Regions from separate parts of the Homo sapiens genome. Here region 1 is linked to region 2. The links are chromatin loops, found by intact Hi-C in ENCODE. Cell type or tissue: mammary epithelial cell. All regions are shown on one strand. Region 1 overlaps NECTIN1 (nectin cell adhesion molecule 1). Region 2 overlaps USP2 (ubiquitin specific peptidase 2).

Region 1 (4,000 bases), 320 kb after region 2:
GGTTCTCCTGGCTTTTCTTTGAACATAGGAGGGCCTGATTGCAGACTTGCAGGTGGTTCCAGCCTCGCAGCCTCAGGAGCAGCACACACATGTGCACACGCACCTTCCCTGTGGCATTCAGACCCTACAGCATCAGCCCTTGAGCCCGTCCCACCCAGGGCTGGCATCTGGCACTCCCAGCACTTCCATCCATGCCCCAGGCACCTCCTGCTCCTAGGCAAGGCTTTGGAGTCAGAATTCTGCCTGCCCAGAGGCACTCTGCTGTGGGAGGGAGCTGCAAAGTGAGGGACTATCGGTTCAGGCTTCAGGGTGTGGGTGGGGCCCTGCTGCTGAAGGGGCAATGAGGAGAAGGCAACCTGACTGTTCAGAAGTTCTGAATGTGCCCCGCACATTCCAAACAGGCAGCAGGGCTAGGAGCTCCGTGCGCACTGCCAGAGCAGCAGGTGGGGGCCACTGGAGCAACATTGGGATGGAGGGCTCTCGACCCCATCCCCTCGAGAAGGTCTTGGTCTCACCAATCCCCACCGCAATGACCCCTGAAATAATACTTTGTAGCCACAGCACAGTGGTGACCTTGAACTCTTGGACAGCGAGTGGGGATCAGTGACCAGGGCCCCAGAGCAATCTCTTCCCTCCACCTGCTTCCAAAGCAGCTTGAGAAGAAGAAGGTATCTGCATAGGCACCAAACCTGCTATTTCATTTCTGGGCAGAACTCACTGGTCTGGACCCAATGAGCGATACTGCATTCAAATTGCACGTAACGTCTGGGTTAGACATAACATTCCCAGGTGGGGCTGGGCCTTCTGCTGAACCCTTCCCTGTATGGATGATACAAGAACTGCACCAGGCCTTGGCACAAGGTGCTCAGGGCCTCTTCTGTACCTGGACTTAGGCGGTGCCAGGAAAGGGAGCTGTGATGCTGGAGGAGACAGCCGGAGCTCCTTTCCTCGCAGCCCCTCCTTGGTGAAACGTCACCCTGCAGTGTCTCAGGTGGCACAACCATGGACTGAGACCCCAGCAGGCCAGCCTCTCTTTCCATGTCTCCTGGCTCAGGGCTGTCTCCATCCAACAACAACAAAAAAAATAAATAAATAAAAAATAAAGGCTTCCTTGCTTCCTTGCCACCCTATGAGCTCTGCTCCTGGATCACAGACCTCCGAGCTGGGGGGTGGCAGTCTTTATCCGATGTGCTTCAATGACCAGGGGCTGGGGCCAGAAAAAAAAGGGGATGGGAAACGGAACTAGCAAAGGCTTAAAGTTGAGTTTTCTCTTGACTTCTTCAGCTAGTGTGGCCTCAGGAGCCCCCACCAAAGGGTCTCCAGCAGCGCTGCCGGAGGTAGGCCAGGAGGGCAGGTCCCCCAGGCACCAGCAGATCAGGGCCTCAGGACTGCTGGGGTAAGAGGCAAAACCCCGGCCCTGTGTTCCCTTGGCTGATGAGAGAACCCAAACCCCACAGAGGGGAGACCAGCCCGTGCCCAGATGTTCAGGCTTATGTCTGAGTAGCATCTGGGTGGGGCCTGGGGTGGGGAGGGTCCCACATCACAGGATGCCACAGAGGTGGGGGAACTCGGGGACAGGGGCAGGGACTCTGAGTGGCCCTTCCATCACTGCAGAAGCCACTCACTTTTCACGCCGCCCCCCACCTCAACCTACCTTCCGGCTCAACTACCACCCCAACCCCGATTCTCTCCCCTGGCCAATGGTCCTGTGAAAATGGGCAGTTATCCTCCAAACATAAGCAATGGCCTTTTGTTCAACTAGTGCTGAGCCTCCCAAACTCATCCACCCTTTCTCAGGACACAGCCTGAGCTGGAATACCCCAACTCAATGTGCTTGCCCCAGTGTTAACCACCAAAAGCATTCTCCCCAACCACTCACAGAAACCCCAAGAGTAGCCCCCGCCCAGGTCTCAACATCAGTGCCAACCTAGACCACAACACAAACCCGGGTCATGACCCCAACTCTAGTGTTAACCTCTTCCTGGTTTAACCACAGAACGAAGCAAACTCCACGCATGGCCCTCAGTGCAGCAGCAGGCCTGAACTCAGCTCCTCTGGAGCTCCAGGTCTAAACCCAGCCCCAGCTTGGGGTCACCCTGGAGGGCAGGCAGCCACAGTTCACAGTTTTCTTTCCACCTGAGAGTCCCCCATCCTGAGGTGGGCGGGGAAAGTGGGATCTTCAAAAGGTTGTGACATGGGGTTTTGGGGAGAGGCCAGCTGAGCTGAAGGCTGCTCTGCGGGTGGTCTGCCTGCAGGGGGCACGGTGCTGCCCACTCTCTGCCTTGCTCTTGCCCCGCTACAGCAGGGCCTGTGGACACATCCAGGTCCCTGGGCTTTCCCTTTCCCCAGTGCCCAGAAGGCTGAAAGGGGCGGTGGGAAGGCAGAGGCTTCCTTGTTTTTCCTGGTGCTAATGTCAGCCTTGGCACTTAACTAGCAGTAGGACCTATGAACAAGTCTCATAACTTTCCCGAAACCCAGCCTTTTCACCTGTAAATGGGCCGGAGCACATCCACCTCATTTGGTTGGAGGGAGAGCTCCTGTATAAAATGACCTCCCCAGTCCCAGGAGTTTTCTGGGAGCCCTCCTGCCTGGCCTGCCCTGCTCCCAGCTCCCGGCTGTCATCCTCCCTTCCTCCCTCTTTCTCAGCAGCACTGAAATCATCACTTGGCAAAATGCTGAGGGGAGCACATCCCTCCTCTGCCGCGGCCTGTCTTCTTCCTGCCCCGCCGGGCAGGGGCATGTGGGGTGAGGGGCCTGAGAGGGAGAAGGTAGAAGCCCTGAGCCTGGCCGCATGTCCCCAGCCCCACCTGCTCCCTCCCAGCATCCCCAGTGGTGTCAGAGTTTCGAGAGTGGGGTCTTTCCCATGCTTCCCCGCCCGACCATCCCTCTGCCCAACACGAATCTATCAGGAGCCTCGCCCAGCCCCGCTTCCAGCTCAGACTTGTCGGGGTTTCAGGAGTCACTGGGTAGGGGTTGGCGTGCCAGGGCCTGCTCCGCACACTGCCTCACGGAGGAACCAGCACGTAGGCTCGGGGCTCGCGCCCAGCTGCGGATGCAGCTCAGCCTCGGTGGCCACCTGCTTCCCTTCCCTTCCCTCCTTCCATTCCCATGCTCTCTTGGCTCTGTGCAGAGGGGCCCCTGAAAGCCGAGAAGTGGCTTGTGGCAGTGATGTGTGTGTGTGTGTGTGTGGGTGGCGGGGGTGGGAAGTGGACCCCATGTTTGCCACCTGCCTCCTTTCGGCCACCCCAAGGTTGGGCCCATGCCCTTAGCAGCAGCAGAAGCTGGGGCTCAAGTGCTCCCCTCCTTCCCTCCCTGGGGGAGAAAGTACAAAAGGGTCAGGTTCCCTGCCAGGCCCCTCCCAAAGGATGGCAAGAACAGTTAACACATGTGCACTGCTGATCTGTGCCAGGCCTGGGGCTGGATATTTACATACATTAATTCACTTAATCCTTACAACACTCCAGGAGCGAGATTGTCCCCATCTTAGAGATGAGGAAACTCAGGGAGGTCAAGTCACCTGCCCACGGTCACACAGTCTGCAAGACTGATTCTGATCAGGGCAGTCTGTCTCCACAGGTGACGTTCTTCACCACACTCATAGCTCCACGGCCTCCCTCTCTCCCCTTCCTGGGGAAAAGAGCGGCCAGCACCCTCTGAACCAGACCTGGGTGAGCAGCCCCTGCCTGCTGGCAGTGCTGGCCTGAGGCTGACGATGGGGCTGCTGGGAGTGCCTTGTAGAGAGGGCAGGCACCATCCTCCCACCCCTGCCACTCCTCCTTCGTTCTGCGGGAGGCTGAGCTGACACCTCCACCTCCCCCAGGACTACAGGGGCTAGCAACCCCGGCAGCCCAGCACAAGGATATGACTGAAGACTCCAGACATGAAAAGCCCCCATTCTTCCCCTGTTCCTCTTGCCTCCTCGTCCCAGAGCTCAGAGACTTGACTTCCAGTCCAAACCCTGCCACTCTCGGGGTGTGTGTCTCTCTCTCTCTGCCCCTCA
Region 2 (4,000 bases):
TGTCTCCACCAGGAGCAGCCTGTCAGTCATCAGTCAGGTTGGGAGTCGAGCCCTCAGCCTGGCTGTTCTCCATCAGTGGCTGCCTCCCCAGCCTATCCCCGGTCCCCAAGGGTAAACTCACCATGCCGTCTCTTCCCGGGGAGCTGGAGCGGCTGGGCCCAGGGGCCTGACCCTTTCCCGTCTCCCACAGCGTGTAGCGGCCAATGGGTCGGTAGGTTGGGCTGATGATTTCAGGGACTCGTGAGGGAGGGGCCTGGGAGGGCACCTGAGATGCACTGCCCTTGCGACCATAGTTCTCCAGGTAGTCGACCAGGTATTCAGGGCAGCTGGCTGTCTGGTAGAGCCCCTGCAGGGTGCAGAGCTCCTTGCGCGTCCGGGCCAGCATGGGGCTGCGGCCCAGGTTCCTGGGGTCTATCCGGTAGCTATCTGAGGTCCGGAGGCTGGAGAAATCCCGGGCCAGGTCTGATTGGCTGTCCAGCTTCTGGGTTAGGGTCACCCCCTGGTCATAGGCATTGATGGGCAGGTAGCTGAGGCAGTTGTTGGTCACTCCATAAGGGAATCCGCTGCCCCCGCTGAGGCCACTGCCTAAAGGCCGCTCAGTACCCCGGGTCTGGCTCTCTGCCCGCTTACCACCCCCAGTGATGTCGGGTCTCAGCAGGGGGCGGCCCCGGTCATAGTCCAGGAGGGAGGAGGGGCCATAGGTACGGGGACGGGTGAGGAAGCTGCTGGTGGGGACCGGCTTGAAACCAAGTTTCTCCTTCTCCAGTAAGGAGGCAGCCAGATTGGCCCCATAGGAGGACGGGGTGTAGGCACCATAGCCCGACTTGGCATAGTGGGCATCTGTGTAGCGGGCCGATTCTGTGTAGCGCTTCAGGGTGGAGGAGAGCTGGGACATCCTTCAGGGTGGCACTCAGTGGGGACTGGGAGCCTCATGGGCTGAAAGACAAGGAGTGTAGTTGTCAGAGGGCCCTGCCAGGTGTCGGGCTCCCACAGACCTGCTCCCCATCCTCAGCTGGGCCAGAACCTCAGAGCTCCCAGTCCATTTCCACAAGAGGCAGGCTGGCTGCTGAGAAGCACACATGCACGCAGGTGTGCACAGGAGCTTGCTTGCACCTGTGTGTTCACACCTCGGTGAGAGTGCGAGGGATGAGGTGGCTTTTATATGCCACACAGGAAGTCAGCGCATCCTGGCCATTCAAAGACTCAAACACGCAAGCAGGGGCTATCTGACCTCCACAGCCCACCAAGCCGTGCAGTCTTCCAGGTCAAATCCCATTGCCTCAGCATCTGCAGAAACTCTTGAGCTGGGGGAATGCCACTGACCCCTGGGTTGAGAATGCTGGATATTTCAGGAGTTAAGACCACATCTGTCCCTTCTGACTTATGTGATGAGCAGGTGTCTTTTTGGAATCCTAGACTGTCTGTGCTGGAATGACCTGAAGATCATTTGGTCAGATCCCCTGTGAGGCCAAGGAGGCTCAGGGGAGGAAGTAATGGGGTGTGGGTGGGCAGGGGAGGCCGTGAGTGAGCATGCAACAATGAGGGGCCAGAACGTGGTCTCCAGACCCTTTCCCCAGACACCAGCACCTGCTGCATGGTCCCACAGTGAGGGACACTCACTTCACTGAGCTAAGCTTCTGTTCTAAGTGGAGTTAGGGCCCTGTGGCCTCCTAAGAGTTCCTCTACCAACACAGGCTTCCTCTACAAACACAGATCTCAAATTGGTCCTGGCGATGCTTGTGCAAAGGGGGCCCCCTACAGTCCCAAATCTTGCACTGCAGGTGGCATTCCCAGTCCTTCCCTGCTCCAGTCCTGCAGCTGGGGAGGGTCTAGTGAAGGAACACAGACACTGCTGAATGTGGAGCTTTGAGAGCCCCAGAGGATCATGAATTTTAATCTATCTGTTATACAGATGGGAAAAGTGATGCTTATTTGCCCCCGGCCACACACCAGCAGAGCCAGGACTGGAATCCAGGTCTTTAAAATCCTGGCCAGTGTTCTTTCTACTTAACCTGGAGTTACCTCCCCCGCATCAGATTTAGGGTCAGTTGGGGACCCCCAGAGGCCTTCCATCACCGTAAACGTGCAGCCTGTATCCAATGGAGCTGGAGTGGCAGAGGAGCAAGTAGGGTCAGACGCCTTTCCCCGAGGGCATCAGGGGCTCTTGGGGGGCTTTCTAGGGGGATGGAGCAGAGCCATCCAGGACTCTCAGAGTTGTGGGACTTGCCCTGTGATGGACTAGCTGGGTGATTTTGCACTAGTCACGTAACCTCTCTGAGCCCCAACTTCCTCATCTGTAAATGAGTAAAACCATCATCCTCATAATTCCTACCTCACAGGGCTGTTGTGAGGAATAAATGAGATAACAACACGTGAAGGGCTCCACAATGACAGTGGCTACCATCTCCTCCCCCAGCTACTGCGAGGCAGCATGGCTCCGCCCTCTGAAGGTCTGTGATAATATCAGGGCTGGCTGTCTCCCAGCCTGGCCAGCCTCTGGCCTCAGCTTGGGATGCCAGGCCTCCCCCTGCAGCCCCCAGCGAGAGAAACAGGCAGTGGGCAGACATCTGGCCACTCAGCAGACACTGGCTTGGCAACCCAGCCCATTAGGGCAGAGAGGAGCTGGTGCCAAACCCCAAATGCGAGGGCTTGGCAGAAAGCTCTAGAATCCCAGTCCACACAAGGCTTTGGGGTAGGTACAGGGGTGAGAGATGAGCAGGTGGCTTCCATATAGGCCCGGAACAGCATTCCTTGACCCTGCCTGAGAACTCCAGCAGTTTTCAGTCCAGGCTGACATCAGAAAGGCCTGGTCCATCTTACTGTCTAGCCTTTTGCCACCTGGCCCAGGGGGCCCCTGGCCCTTCATGTACACTCCTTTGCCCACTGTGCCCAGCACAACTTTCACCCCTTTCTAGGAAAAGGTAACTGGGGGATGATGTCACACAGCGTTAGAGGGAAACCATAGCGGGAGAGACAGACAGAGGCACAGGGTCGGGGTGGGGGCCCAGTCCTGCCCTATTTTGCTTTGGAGAACTCCATCAATAATGCAAAGTCAAAGAGACTCCAGGTCTCAGGAGCTGGGCTCTGGGACACCAGGCAGCCAATCAGATACAATCCCCCCAACAAGGGTATGAGCTCATGGCTCCTCCCCACAGCTCTCCCTCTCCCTCCCCCACAGTAAGGCTCTCAGGGAATTGGTATTCTTCGGGCAGCGCCCCAAGCCCGTGACATCCCTTGACCCTGCTGATGACGCAGAAGTGCTGGGGCCAAACGAGGTCCAGAGGACAGGGACAGACAGCTCTGAAAGGCTTTGGAGCCGGAGGTGGGGCCACATCTCTGGCCCACAGATTCCCAGGAGGGCTCCCAAATCCCCACTCTCCCTCCCATCTGGCAGGTGATTGCCAGACCCCTCCGCCTCCTCCTAGCAGCCCTGGGAGTCATGCCATCACTAATACTCCATGGAAGCTGCCTCTCGGCTCTGACTTCTAGCTACAGTTCCCATGCCTGCGGAGAGGGTTCCTACTGGGGCCGGGGCCTTCCACATGTCTCTCCCCTCCCGCAACCCCCAGTTTCACTCTCAAAGGTCCTAGCACCTTCCAGGTGAAAGCACAGCCTGGGTTGGTGCCCCTTGGCATTACCTGCACAGCTGTCCCTGGAGGCCACAGAATGCACTATGGGCAGGAGAGCGGGCTGGGGCCCTGGCCGGAGTCTCGCTGCGCAAGACAGGGACAGGACGGGCACTCACGTGGCTGCGAGTCTCCCTGTTGCCACAGGAACAGCCTGAACTGAATGGCCCTTTCATGGGGCAGTGGGAGGCAAGCCAATTGGCTGGGATCCCCCATACCCCTCCCTGCCCAGTGCGGGGGGCCCCTGCTGCCCAGCTCCTTTCACTGTTTACCCAGAGCTGGCAAGTACAGGCATGCAGCTCCAGGCAGCGCCTCTCCAGGTGTCCGCCACCTTGGACAATGGGGGCAGTCCCCTGCCCAGCTCCTCCTCCTGG

What was found. Hi-C counts contacts between places; a loop is a spot of excess contacts. Peaks named below come from ENCODE experiments on the same cell type or tissue, not always from the same donor. Only the 100,000 strongest peaks of a DNase experiment are listed, where the experiment ranks them.
Region 1: it touches region 2 in a loop (2.3-fold over the local background); 1 of 110 quality-filtered maps calls a loop at or near these places.

What each region holds. Positions count from the first base shown.
Region 1 is chr11:119,689,243-119,693,242 of GRCh38, forward strand. All of the region lies in intron 1 of NECTIN1 (nectin cell adhesion molecule 1), which reads right to left. Among named protein-coding and RNA genes, the nearest start is that of NECTIN1-AS1, 19 kb to the right of the region's middle. RefSeq lists enhancers at 281-781, 2,443-3,168, 3,169-3,895. In mammary epithelial cell, a CTCF peak has its summit at 2,251 (motif pointing right); DNase peaks (open chromatin) are centred at 1,979 and 2,919; H3K4me3 peaks cover 338 bases; H3K27ac peaks cover 2,773 bases.
Region 2 is chr11:119,372,586-119,376,585 of GRCh38, forward strand. USP2 (ubiquitin specific peptidase 2) reads right to left here. Exons shown (of 13, transcript NM_004205.5): 2 at 122-936. The coding sequence starts at 895. Among named protein-coding and RNA genes, the nearest start is that of USP2, 7.1 kb to the right of the region's middle. RefSeq lists enhancers at 375-875, 3,742-4,000. In mammary epithelial cell, a CTCF peak has its summit at 1,762; DNase peaks (open chromatin) are centred at 1,756 and 3,916; H3K27ac peaks cover 697 bases.